Regions from separate parts of the Homo sapiens genome. Here region 2 is linked to region 1. Evidence: chromatin contacts called from ENCODE Hi-C or POLR2A ChIA-PET data. All regions are on one chromosome and are shown on one strand. The core of a region is the stretch at or near the end of the contact, and the rest is flanking DNA. Distances in the headings are between cores, read along the strand shown. Region 1 has its middle 160 kb from the start of LINC02836. Region 2 overlaps LOC105377923 (a long non-coding RNA gene).

Region 1 (6,913 bases), core at 2,050-4,549:
AGAAAAATAAGCTTATAAAGTCTTTTGTCCTATAATCCCCTCAATGTAATGGAATCTTTTCTCTAAGTTTTCATGGAGTGCTTCTTTTTAATTTTAAGTAACCATACATATTTTATAAGCAAACATATGCTATTTTTCCAAATCAAAAGACTTTGCAAGTTTTTCCTAGATTAAAACAACAACTCTGCCTCTCTGCACTGGCATCCATCTGTGTTGGTATGTGTTGTACACACACGTGCACACACACACACACACACACACACACCATGACACACAGGCAGCAGAGGGAGGCTGGAAAGATCTGTGGAAGGAGAATCAGAAACCTCAGGAACCTGTTATGATTCTGTTTACCTAATTGTGAGACATGAGCAAAGTCACTTAAATTTTCCTGAACCCCAATTTTCTTTTTCATAAATTGTTTATAATAATAACATCTCTGCCTGCCTCAGCAGATCAGGGCGATACTCTAAAAAGATGACATATAGGAAAATACTTTGTATGAAGACATGATTTTCACAAATATTTAAGTACATTTCTTATGCTGTAAAGGCTCAGTTTCAATAACAGCTATCTTTGTTAAGCAAAAGTTGAGTTATGAAACTAAAAGTACAACTTTCCAAATGATGTGGGATTTCCTGTTCTGTGTTTTACAGGGCCTTGTCCCAGATGGGCAACTATTTATTACCATATGACCAAGCCAAGCTTTGATTACAGTTATTAGGGCATGAAAATATTGGCTAAGCCAAGGTCCCTGTTGTGAAAGATAAGGAGCATGAAAATCTAAGAAGTCATGGGCATGATCCTTCACTCATGGGTTCTAATAGTTAAGAAGGCTGAGGGTAATTTAAAAAAAAATGAATAGAGCTAAAAATAGGAGGTTAAATATTACCTTATTGATGAACGTACCAACTAGACTTCCCTGCTGATATTAGGAGGTCATGCTGAGGCCTGGACTTTGATGCAATCGCAGGGCTGACCCAAGGCATGAGAGAAGGAAAGCAGGTTCTCCTCCCTGGGGCACCACCCGTTTGTGCTGTTGGGCTCAATTTCAGGTGCCTGCCTGCCCCACTGCCCTGGCCCAATACCTGTGTGATGCCCAAGGCCTGAGATGGAACCTCCCTCTAGAACCTTGCCCCTCTCGATGCTTTCAGACTTACCTTCACTCTCAAAGGGTTTCTCATGTCTGTGAAATTGCTACTTCTGGAGGCAGGCTTCCTGTGCTTCCTGTAGGTGACAGTCAATTGATCAATTGAATCCAAGGGTCTCACACTGAAATGACCACCAGGGCCAGGCAGAAAAAGTAAACAGTAAAATGGGCCAGGTGGGTTCTGTCACCATGGAGAGTGCCTGAACCATTGCATGGGAACAACGACCTCTGAGCTTCAGCTAGGTGTGACCTTATAGAAATAGAGATCCCAGTGTGGCTAGAAATTTTCATGAAAAACTGGAAATCTAAATTTTTATTTAAGATCTTGACTTTACATGTGTTGCCAACTAAATCAAAGTTATGTTCTTAGTTTTTAAATATGAGTTTGTTTTAAACTGGAAGTAGACAAAATAAAACATATCAACAGGTCATATTCAGCCAACAGGCAGCCACATTTTCTCCTCTTATTTAATGGGTGCAAAAGGGAGAAATGCTAAAGGAGGACAGAGTCCTCCTTGCCCCACCAGTTAACACATATGCCTTATAGGAACAGCCTGTTGGTGCCCCATTTTTCTTTGTTGTAAATCAAAAGGATCCAAGGATCCAAGAGTCTCACGCTGAAATGACTACACACTGCCTGACCCCTGCAGTCATGTCAGTGGGAGACCCTTGGATTCAAACCATCAGTCGACTGTTACCTGTAGGAGGCACAGGAAACTTGCACCCAGAAGCAGCAATTTCACTGACATGAGAAACCCTTTGAGAGTGAAGGGAAGTTTGAATCTAGTTCAGACTAGATTGGAGGAAAAGGTGATGCATGGCACCTGTGCAGAGGAGGAAAAATTGCTGGAACTGGGTCCTAAAAACTCCCTCTCATCTGCAATACGGACAAATCCAGCTAACCCTGCCCTGAAATGTTCTTTTGCACTGTAGCAACAGCAGACACCTATTGGTGCCCCACGGATGCTTCCAGTCCCTCCCCCAGGCATTCTGACAGTCTAGAGTCTCCAGTGAAGGGAGAAGAATGTACACCAGAGGGCAGGAAGTCGACACACAAGCCCAATGCCCAGATGAGGAAGTCATTTGCCCAGATAGGTCATTTGGCAAGTTGCTAACAAAAGATCGACACAGAGTTCATTTCCACTTAATCCAAAAGATTGTCACTAATTCAGAGAATCCTGTTTACCCTAGGAGGGACTTGGAGATCATCTTCCCTTGCCTCCCCATTTTTCAGATGGGAAGATCAATGCCTACAGAGTCTTCTAAACTCAGCAATATCAATATCACCTGCATTGCTTACTGTTCAGGACCAATGCATCGGGAAAATGTTTTCCTACCACCTAGCCTCCTCTATGTAAGTGCAGTTTGCTATACACGGCAGACCAGGCACTTCTCAGAAATGGGAAGGTCAAGTGATATTATCAGTGGTCAATATATCACTCTATTGCTGACTATAATATGAACACCCAATAATTGTCTCCATTTCAACCAGGAAACTGGTTGGGTGTGACAAATGTGCCCTTGTTACTCCAGAGGTCTCTGAAAAGCTTTGCTCTGCCATTCATGGCTTTTGAAAACCAGAAAATGACTCAGTTGGATTTGATTTAATTACCTTACAGAAACCACCTTTGAGGGCCAGACACGGTGGCTCACACCTGTAATCCCAGCACTTTGGGAGGCCGAGGTGGGCAGATCACCTGAGGTCAGGAGTTCGAGACCAGCCTGACCAACATGGAGAAAATACAAAAATTACAAAAATTAGCTGGGTGTGGTGGCACATGCCTGTAATCCCAGCTACTCATGAGGCTGAGGTAGGAGAATTGCTTGAACCCAGGAGGTGGAGGTTCCAGTGAGCTGAAATAGCACCATTGCACTCCAGCCTGCACAACAAGAGCAAAACTCCATCTCAAAAAAAAAAAAAAAAGAAAGAAAGAAAGAAAGAAACCACCTTTGAAACCAGTGAGCCTGTGAATGGCAAAGGGGAACTCCAGCAGTTTGGAAGGAGGCAGGAACAGGCTTTCTCTAAAGAGAGCCAGTCTGTCTGTGACCACGGAGAAAGCAAGGTCTAAAGTTCAGGGACCAGTTCATGAGATCTGCCTGGCAGTGCTGCTGCGGCTGGGGAAGGAGCCACTCTTCTTATGTAATGGGAAGGAGGCTTACAACACAGGCCACCAGGAGTGGCTCCCAGTGAAAGCGACCTGTGCTCTACAGTGGCTGTCTGCCATGGGAACTGGTTTCACAGTCAGGTCCTGCTGTGTTGGCATCACGTTTCACGAGGAGGGCTTTAGAGATCTTTCATTATTATTCCAGAAAGAAAGATTATTAATCAGGTCAGCACCAGTCCTCCCATTTAATCAGTGGAGAAACTGGGGTGAGCATTTGCCAGTTCTAGCTGCATTCTAAGGTGAGTGACTTTGAAGCATCCTGCCTGGGATGCTGCGGCCCAGCCCCCTGGGCCCAGCCAGGGTCCCCTAAATTGTGGCGAATGGTCAAATGTAAGAAGTGAGGGAGACACTCTAGATCTGGAAGGAATTCTTCTTCTGGTTTCAGGGATTTTTTTTTTTTTTTTTTTTGGTGCTGGGAAAAGGGAAGGGAACTGGGGTGGTCTCTACTGTTTCCGAAATGTAGATTTTTTTTTACCTTAAATTGTGTCAACCCAGAATATTTTTGCATTTTTAAAAATTATCATGGGACTATATTCTGCATTATGAACAATTTCCAAGTGTGACTTCAACTGGAAACTTTATTAGCTCATTCAGGCATGACTCGTGTCACTTAGCAAACTGCTGCTTCAGTGAAGGAAATAAATGTACTTTCAGGGGTGCACTGCGTCTGACACGCAGAGGAGTTCTTAATTCTGCCCACAAGGAACCGGCCTATTACCTATTATCACATGCTTAAAAGGAAGGTAGCAACTATTCAAGTCAAGTTTTGCAGTGAGGAAAAATAAAATGTGACTTGCCCTGTAGAATAAAACTATTCACATTTGTATAATAGACATTTAAAAAGCATTTTCACATAGCACAAACATAATACCAAGCATAATTTTTTTAAAAAAAGCATTTACTTAACATCAACTAAAGTAAAATATTTGCTTAATCTAAAAAAGCATTTTTATATATAGCTAATGTAATCCTCACAACCATCCTTGTTTTATAGATGAAGCACCCTAGGCTCTGGGGTGTAAAGTAACTTGCCCATAGCTTCTCACATGCTCATGTCAGAGCCTGAACAGTCCTCAACTCCAGTGCTCCTTCCTCCTCACCTCCACTTCCCCAATTAAAGAGGGAGTCAGGCTTTTTCCAACTAGTACTCATCTCTAATTATGAGACAAAATGCCTTCATCCCCCTTTCCCAAACAAGATCTTCCCCTGCTCTGAATTTTTGGTGAAATAATAATTCCATAATGATACATCTTCTTCCTTCACTACTCTCTCCCCAACCAAGTACAGTGCCTGTCTCCTATTGCAATGGACATTTGTGAAAGGAAGGATAGGAGAGAGGAAAGCAAAAAGAGGGTCAGGCAGGAAGGGAAGACTCAGAAAATTCATCTTTTCTCATTACCCCAGCAACTAACCAACCCTAAGTGTTTTGAAGCACTTAATAGGTGCTCTGTATTCCGCTAGGATATAAGAGAGGTGTCAGTCAGGGATCCCACCCTAAGGAAAATTATAATACAGCAAAAAGATAACAAAAAATGGATCAAGTAGAGAAGAAAACAATGTGAGACAGACCATTCAATGGGGAGATGAGAGCTGGAGAGAGGAGAGCAGGGAGCCAGGGGAAGGCTCTGCAGGGGAGGGGCTCTGGGGCAGCATGAGGCTGCCTGAGGTCCTGCCTAGGGCACCGAAGAAAGCGCAGGAGTGCAGGCTGACACAGGATCAACTTGATTCCTTGTGTTTTACGTGCTCTACGTGAGAAAGGCTGAGAACCCCAGAAGGTGACACTGGCTACTCTGTAGGCATGAAGTGACTCCGTGAGTCATTGCCAGAATGTCAAAGGGATTTCTTAGTCAGGAAACAGTCTCTGCCTTGGTGTTGATCAACAACTTAGACAAACAGAAGTCTAAAGAGCAAACAGGCCAGCACAGAACCCCGGCCCCTCGGACCAGGCCATGCCCCACTTACTGTAAATGCCCTTGGCCACACCCAGCCTCTCACCAGTGCAGTGAAGCCTGAGACTCCTGGACCTACGACTCTGCTCTTTGCCCAGCATTTCACTCAAGGGGAATTGACTGACACTGATCCAAAGCACAATGCACACACTAAGATATGTTCAAATAATAATAGTAACTTGCGGAGTGGATTTGTCACTTCCAGGTAAAATATACAAAAAGCTCCATCCACGACACACTGCGTAATTCCCATTAGGCAGAATATGACAGACATAACTTGAAATTAAAAATGACATTCTGCATTGGAGGAAAGGTAGCTTTCATGATTTAGACAGAAACAGTTTTAACAGATAATGTTTACCTCCTGTTGGACAAACTTGTGACCTTGAGTAAATGACTTAGTATTTTTGGCCTCAATTTTCTCATGAGTGTAATGCTTAAGCGGGGGGTAGGAATAATCTCTACACTTCCCTTACAGCTTTGAGATTCAGTGAATCTAATCTCTGTATATCCCTGAAGTAGAAAACAACACTAAAAGGCCTGTAATCTACTCATAAAGAGCATTCAGGTCCCTGAATATTTGGAATGACCAGTAAAGCAACATCAGCCTGCTTCTCAGAACTCTCAAATGGTAGACCATAATCTCTTTCCTTATAACTGAGATCAATCAAAAGACCTGGAGATCTGGCAATACTACGGGAGGGTTATTTTAGTAGTGTTTGTTTTCTTGAAGTATTATCAAGTCATTTTTGCCCTAAAAAAAAAATCGCCAAATAATTCTGCAACCAAACATTCAAAGTATTGGCAAAGAAAGAGATAGAGAGAGACAGAGAGAGAGACCCAGTCCTTAAACTGGAAGACAGATTTTAAGTCCACTTATTACTCAGATGACCTTTGATTCTCAATCTTCAGGACCTCAAAAGCCTTCCTCTCTTAAAAGGGGGAAGGAGGCAAGAAGAATGCCTTCCATGTCTAGCTCACAGGTTTGCCTGAGGGACACAGGAGATAGTTGGTGTAAAAGTGCTTCATAAAACTTAATGTGTTCTACAAATGAAAGGGATCATATTTTTTATTGCAAACCATTGTTCTTGTGACTGGAGGAAGCTGGATATATAAGCACAGTAATCGCTTAAACATGTGTTATAAACTTAAGCCTGAAAGTTAATGCCTTTAGCAAAGGAAACATTATTTTTATTATTACCATTATGGAGAGGACAAAGAGAATTCAGTGTTAATCTGAAGGAAACTCACCAGTGGGAGCTCCACCCTGAAAGGATTATTAAACTTGTGACAACACAGGTAACCAGACAACTAGAGCACCTCCTACTTTGAAGCAACACTGGTGATGATGGCATAACTCACCCTTTCCTTAGTATCGGGTGCAACTGGCACCAAGAACAACACCCATGCCCAGGTGACAACTGCGCCAATATGGGTCAGCATCTCACCTCCTCATCAAGAGTGAGCCCAGGACAGAGACCTGGAATGCCAGGGTGAAATCTCTACCTGAGGGGTCTTAGTCGCCCAAGGAGATCTACAGAAGAGCTGAATTCAACAGCTATCTGCTATCCCAGGCCAGACAGCTTTTCCACACAGAAACGAATACCTCTCTCATCTGAATTGGAATACTCATGACAAGTAGCCAGAAGAGT
Region 2 (6,913 bases), core at 1,689-4,188, 38 kb after region 1:
TTAGCCAGGATGGTTTCGATCTCCTGACCTTGTTATCCGCCCGCCTCGGTCTCCCAAAGTGCTGGGATTACAGGCATGAGCCACCGCACACAGTCTGCTTTCATAGAGCCTACAAGCTAAAGAACGGCTTCCCATTTTTAAGTAATTGAAAAAAATCAGATAAAGATTTTCATAATATATAAATTAAATAAAATTATGTTATATAAAATAATATATAAATTATTTAAAATTCAAATCATTGGCCTTAAATAGTTTTCTTGGAAGAGAGCCACACTTATTCATTTACTTCTTGTCTATAGCTGTTTTTGTGCTACAACGGTCAAGTGTTCTGACATAAACCACATGACCTGCAAAACCAGAATAGTTCTCTCTGATGCTTTACAGAAAAAGTTTGCCAGCACCTGCACTGCATAAAGTCTGGCTGTTCCCATCCTACAGTCTGAGAGCTTCATATGTCATAATGTACTCAGTATAATTCAAATGCAATATCATTAAAAAGGACAAAAGCAAACATTTATATTGGATTTTGTGGGACAAACCTTATTCGAAATGTTCCACCATGTTGTCCATACGTAATATTCTAATGGATGGGCGTTGTCCATATGTAATATTCTAATGGTTCGGTAACACCAATACTTTAAACTTTCAAGCAACATCTCCAAATTTCCTCTTGCATCTAGAAGAGACAAAAATTCTTGTTCAGAGAACACATGCCTTGATTTGGGGCTAAGAAACATGCTGACTGAGCCTTGGTGCTCCTTACACTTAGATTTAACCTGAAGGTAAAAGTCTGATAGAAATAAGTAACCAGAAAAGCACAAACATTGAAGCACTCTCAGAAAAACTCAGCCCATTACATGTTTCTTTTAGATTATTAGAAATGATTCAGCTGCTCCAGTAACAATTTCTTTTGCCATGGGAAAGAAATCTACTCCACCTAACTGCAAATGTTTTTAAACTAAATTTCCTTCTCAAAGAGTTACCACATCTACTGTTAATAACATAACTGATTGTAAACTGTTTTTAAATCTTTTCAGATTTATTAGAGGTGGGGGGTAGGGAAGTTAGTCTAGAATGTAGAAAAGCTGCATTCTAGCTAAAGAGGTGAGTCTAACCTAGCCTTCTAGTTAGTCTAGAATGTAAAATGGCAGTCACAATGACAAGTTTCAATGGATCTCAATAGAGACTTAAGTGCCTTGCAAAACAAGACTGTCATTTCCAAAGTAGCATCCTGAAATGTTTAAATGTTTATGATAGAAACCACTCGAATCATCCCCAGCGAGTTTCTCAGAAGGGGCAGCTGGAGGAGGGAAGGGCAGCTGGAGGAGGGGAAGGGGCCGCAGGAGGAGGGGAAAGGGAGGCAGCTGGAGGAGGGGAAGGGGCAGCTGGAGGAGGGGAAGGGGCAGCTGGAGGAGGGGAAGGGGCAGCTGGAGGAGGGGAAGGGCAGCTGGAGGAGGGGAAGGGGCAGCGGGAGGAGGAGAAGGGGCAGCTGGAGGAGGGGAAGGGGCAGCCGGAGGAGGAGAAGGGGCAGGTGGATGAGGGGAAGGGGGAAGCTGGAGGAGGGGAAGGGGAGGCTGGAGGAGGGGAAGGGGGGCAGCTGGAGGAGGAGAAGGGGGACAGTGGAAGGAGGGGAAGGGGGGCAGCTGGAGGAGGGGAGGGGGCAGCTGGAGGAGGGGAAGGGGCAGCTGGAGGAGGGGAAGGGGGCAGCTGGAGGAGGAGAAGGGACAGCTGGAGGAGGGGAAGGGGCAGCTGGAGGAGGGGAAGGGCCAACCAACTGGAGGAGTTCATTATTAGATTATGTTTTAAAGGTAATAAATCCACTACCTTTTCTCAGATATTTAAAAGAACTACCATAGGAAATGGTGAAATAGGGAAGGACATTAGACTCAAGAGGGAATAATTTATTACAGTCTCAGAATTCTCTAACTCATCAGCCACAAAGTATATCTGAGGAGGCTCCATTCATTATGCAGGATCCATGTGATACATGACGAGTAAAAGGCGGGCTTCAACTCCCAAGGGGCCTGCATGCTTGTTAGTGAGACATGGCAGAACTTCACTCTAATAGGCATTTCTAAATGAAACTACTATGGAAAACATAACAGAAAAAGAAATCATACCCTGAAACCATATTATGAGTAGGAGGAGACTCAAACGTACTTTTCCTAGGGGGTTCTCAGTTGCTTTTGCTAATGAGGCAAACAGCTCTGCTCCATAGATTTTAGCTTCTGTGGATTGGAGAATGAAGCAGAAATTACTGTGTTTTTTCTCAGCTGCAGAAAAGGTAACTGAACTAGACAAGTTCTGCACCTAAGGCAGTGACTGAGCCTACAGACTCCGAGCACCAGGAAAATTGCATCAGTAGGGAAGAATCAGACAGCCATGGTGTGGATGGAGGACGAGATGAGCTGGGAGACACAAGAAACAGCACAGTGGGAGAGAGAGTGAGACTGACAAACCTTCTGTGAAAATACATCCACAGAACTGGCCAAGGACTTCTCATAGAGGGTTTTAACATCCACATTTTGTTGTGGCCAAGTTTCCAAAAGGAAAGTTTAAGGAAGAGAGTGATTTTTTTAAAATGTGTGACTAGATGTCTCAAGGGAACACCTCTTCCCAGTGTAACTATGCTCTCTATGTACCAACCACAGACTTGTCCAGATGAGCTCTCGGCCTCTCACCTAGTTTTCCTCATTGTCAAGAGCACCCACTTAAGTGAGAGTTTCCCAGGAATTATGGTCTGTGGTCTTGAAAAAAGGCCCAAGGAACACCCCCGATAGAAACAGACAATTTGGGCCCATTAGGCTCTTCTGGCTCAGGAGAACATGGCACGCTGGCCATTCCACGCAGTCTCTACCTTCTCCCTTCAACCTAGGTCACACACAGACAAGCTTCCCTCATCTGTACATACCACAGACTTAACTTTCACCGCTGAGTAGGGGAGGATTTCTCAATGCACCATTGCCCTTTGGCAATTCCCTGTTGAAATATGTATTTCTGGGCCTGCATGTACCTTAGGGTTCATGCACTTAGTGATTCTTTCTGTTTTATAAAGCTAATTGCCTCTGTAGCAATTTCTACACCCTTAGGTGCCACGACAGTCTATGTTTTTGGAAATGTGAGCACTCACTCAAACTGACTTCAGAGCTATAATTTATGGAACAGATTGAGTCACTGATCTCAGTTGGCCGCCTTTGTCCTGGTGCACTTCCTTCTTTTCTAAAGGGAATTTTCTTTGAAGAAGAAAAAAATCACTTTTAGATTACTTGCTGTAGAACATTTTTGAAAGGGAGTTTTCTTGGAAAATTATATAAATCCAATGGTGAAGTTCTCATAGAGCAAAAAGTCTGCTCTTAGATATATGCTGTAAACATTTACAAAGAGCCTACAGAAAATCTTACATAGTGGAGATTGTTTTTAAGATATTTTAATAGAAAAAAATTAACCCTTAATAAAGTTGATTTGGGGGTCTACCACTACCTAGTCCTAGCCATTTAACCTCTCTGGGCCTTACTAGCCAACAATTATAAAACAAATTAGTTGGATAACATAATTGTATTTTATCGTGCTGAGAATAAATATAAAATGAAAAATGTTTGTTTGTTTGTTTGTTTGTTTGTTTGTTTCCCGAGACAGAGTCTCGCTCTGTTGCCTGGGCTGGAGTGTGATGATGCAATCTCGGCTCACTGCAACCTCCACCTCCCAGGTTCAAGTGATTCTCCTGCCTCAGCCTCCCAAGTAGCTGGGATGACAGGCATGCACCACCACAGCCAGCTAATTTTTGTATTTTTAGTAGAGATGGGGTTTTACCATATTGGCCAGGCTGGTCTTGAACTCCTGACCTCAGGTGATCCACCCAACTCAGCCTCCCAAAGTATTGGGATTACAGGCGTGAGCCACTGTGCCTGGCCGAAAAATGTTTTTAATACTACAATTAAATATGTATTCTAGTAAGATTTTTAAAATCCTGATTTACAAACCTACATAATAGGAGGTAAATACAAATGTTATATGTCAATTTATATAGGAAGAATCCTTTTCATAGCCAGTTGATGCAGGAATCTCTCAAAATGTGATCTAATTCACAAAATTGATCCAATTCACAAAAACTTACAAATGTAACCACTGGAGCCCTCAAAGTGCTTGAATATGATGCCTTTAATGTACACGTCGATCAATACTTTAAAATCTATTGGATACATTGATGTCCTGAGCATTTTCTAGACATCTAATTTAATCATCACTAACCTAGAATTTACAGATAAACTGGGGGTCGACTGGATGACTGCTGTTTAAGGTCACACAGGGAGTGAGCTGGTGCCAAGGTTTGAATCCCACCTGAGGCTGACATAACTATTCACTACTAACTCTTCGTGCTTTATACAGTTTGGTTCCTGTGAGTCCTTATTTTGTCACAAAAGGAGATCTGATCAAGTTTATTCATTCTTTTAAAATAGATTTTTGTTTTAAGTTCCTTCTTCCTCCATTCCCTCTCCCAACTCCTTTCAATTTTAATGTTCTTTTCCCTTTTGTGGCTGGGTTTGATTCTACACAGACTTCTTAGGAAAATTGTGTTCGTGTAAAACTGAAGAGTCCAAGGGCTTCCTCACTGGAATAAGCAGGTCTCATTTGAGGGTGGGGAGCTCTTGACGAGGGGAAGTGGCTCACTTCAGGAAGTCCTGAGAACGGATTTTCTTATGTACATGTGCAAGTTTTTATGTATCTGCATACTTTACTCTCTTTAGTTGATGTAAAATGTTATGACTATTGTTTTCTTTTCTAAAGGAAGAGTTTCACCTGCATTCTATCTCACTTACTAAATGCGAGCAATCACCAGATCTCTTGTAATTCTACAAAAGCAATTAATCAAAATGGTGACTTCCAAATTGTTGTCTTCCCAGTTATGTCTATAAGCAAATTGAGACCTGCCAAATATCAGTCTCAAAAATGCATATTTTTCCTGCATGCATAACTCCTGCACTAACGCTGTGTCTTGAGAACAAATGGTATGCAGTGCCAAAGCCTTAGGAAGGTCACTTTTTTTTTCATTCTCATGTTTTCTTTCTAACCTACTACTCATAGAGTCACAGGAACTTCTGAGAGCCTTCTATTTTAGACCTATATATTAGATGGTTACTAATTACTTTGAACTGATTGTTTTTTCCTGTTGAATATTCCGGATTTCTGATTGAGCAATATCTTGAAATTCCAAAAGTTGGCATGCTGGTAGTTTCCTTATGTTCCACACATTTTCAAGCACATTGACAGTGACTGTTCCCTGTTTCCAGAGGATGAGGACAGTGGTACCATGTTCCTTCATCAGCTTGCACAATCAGCCCAATTGTCCTCAGATGGATCGTTCACACTGTGGCAGATTGTCTTGACTGCAAGTTCTTCTCTTGGCTCTGAAATCTTCTGCTTAAACAAGTTATTTCATTGACATAAACAGGATCTTCTTATCCTGGCCCAACACTAACTGGAAGAAAAACCTTTTTAGGATTTGTCTTTCTCTGCCACAGAGAAAGTGTGACCCCAGAAGCTTGAAATGGGCACCATTTTGTAAAGCTAGGCCTCAGCATTACTCCGAAATTCATGATATCTTGGGAACCAGGTGTGCAGTCAAAAATAACAGCTTTTATTTCTGTAACTTTTATTTCTGTAGCTCTTATTTCTGTTCACTTAGAGTGAACAAAACTCATTTACATACATTATTTCATTGATTCTAACAATAATCCTGTGAGGTAAGCAGGACAGAAACTTATTGCTATTTTTCAGATAAGGAAACCAAATTCAAATAAATTGTTATTATTCATAAAATGATAGTAACCGACACCATATAGGGTGTTTGGGGCACAAAGCGCTTTCCTATGCATGAACTCAATCGTACTGACAGCAACACTGCAAGGAAGTCAGACAAATTATCCCACTGTTTCAGCTTAAGAAGCAGATGAATAAAGGGATTCCTTGTTAGGATTTCTGCTCACAAATGTTTCTACAAAGCTCTTTGCAGAACACACCCTCTCAGAAACTGCCCCTCCTGGTGGGCAGCTTCAGGGAGTGCTTGCTGCAACACGTTCTGCTTGCTAGTTCTGACCCCACCCTTCCTCCCACTCACTCCCAAACCCACCGTCAGCCTCAACGCAGCTGTGGAGAACAACTCAATTCGATATATTTTTATTGATAATTTGAATAAAGGTAACATAAATAACATGACTTAAATTTTGGAAAATAGACAAAGAAGAAAAAAACCAACAAGAAGTCCCATGACCTCAATCTCTGTATTAGGCCAAGTTTCCTCTAGCTTTCTTTCCCCCATGCATCTGCTTTTCTTCTATTTGTAATCATAAGATCGATTTGTATACATTTTAAATCTGCATCATTTCCACTTGACAGAGTATTCTTTTTTTTTTTTTTTGAGACAGAGTCTCTCTCTGTCTACCAGGCTGGAGTGCAGTGGCGTGATCTTCACTCACTGCAACCTCCGCATCCCGGGTTCAAGTGATTTTACTGCCTCAGCCTCCCAGAGATCACAGGCATGCACCACCACGCCTGGCTAATTTTTGTATTTTTAGTAGAGACAGAGTTTCACCATGTTGGCCAGGCTGATCTCAAACTCCTGACCTCAAGTGATCTGCCCGCGTTGGCCTCCCAAAGTGCCCGGATGACAGGCAAACTTCCGATTTTCTAATCGCTGAGGACACATAGCTCAGACATATGAGTATAGATAATTTTTCTTCTATATTTCAAGTTCAATATTATTAAAAGACTATAAAATCTACAGTCCTTATTGTAACAACACAAGAGAAGCTACAGACACTGGATGACTGTGGTTTCAAATCATAAATGTTTCCTCTTGATTCTAGACTCCTATGGAAGTCTAGATTCAAGTTACTGTTGCATCCACTGTTGAATC

What was found. A loop is a pair of places that touch in the nucleus more often than their neighbours do. ChIA-PET counts read pairs that join two places held with the same protein, here RNA polymerase II (POLR2A). Pooled maps may share reads with other maps.
Region 2: a loop to region 1 is called in a pooled map, with 3 times the contacts of the local background. The contact joins two enhancer-like sites. A Hi-C loop is called at or near these places in 1 of 168 maps with a recorded cell type or tissue (K562), 2 of 37 single-sample maps with no recorded cell type and 4 of 50 pooled maps. POLR2A ChIA-PET finds 5 or more read pairs at or near these places in 5 of 52 experiments (MCF 10A, OCI-LY7, Panc1 and 2 more).

Annotation. Positions count from the first base shown.
Region 1 is chr6:105,791,147-105,798,059 of GRCh38, forward strand. No RefSeq gene overlaps it. Among named protein-coding and RNA genes, the nearest start is that of LINC02836, 160 kb to the left of the region's middle. Within about 2 kb of position 3,300, at least 15 of the 41 ENCODE cell types and tissues checked have a DNase peak (open chromatin) inside an H3K27ac peak, as active enhancers do.
Region 2 is chr6:105,829,518-105,836,430 of GRCh38, forward strand. LOC105377923 (a long non-coding RNA gene) reads right to left here. Exons shown (of 3, transcript XR_001744275.2): 3 at 248-676. Among named protein-coding and RNA genes, the nearest start is that of LINC02836, 200 kb to the left of the region's middle. Within about 2 kb of position 2,939, at least 2 of the 41 ENCODE cell types and tissues checked have a DNase peak (open chromatin) inside an H3K27ac peak, as active enhancers do.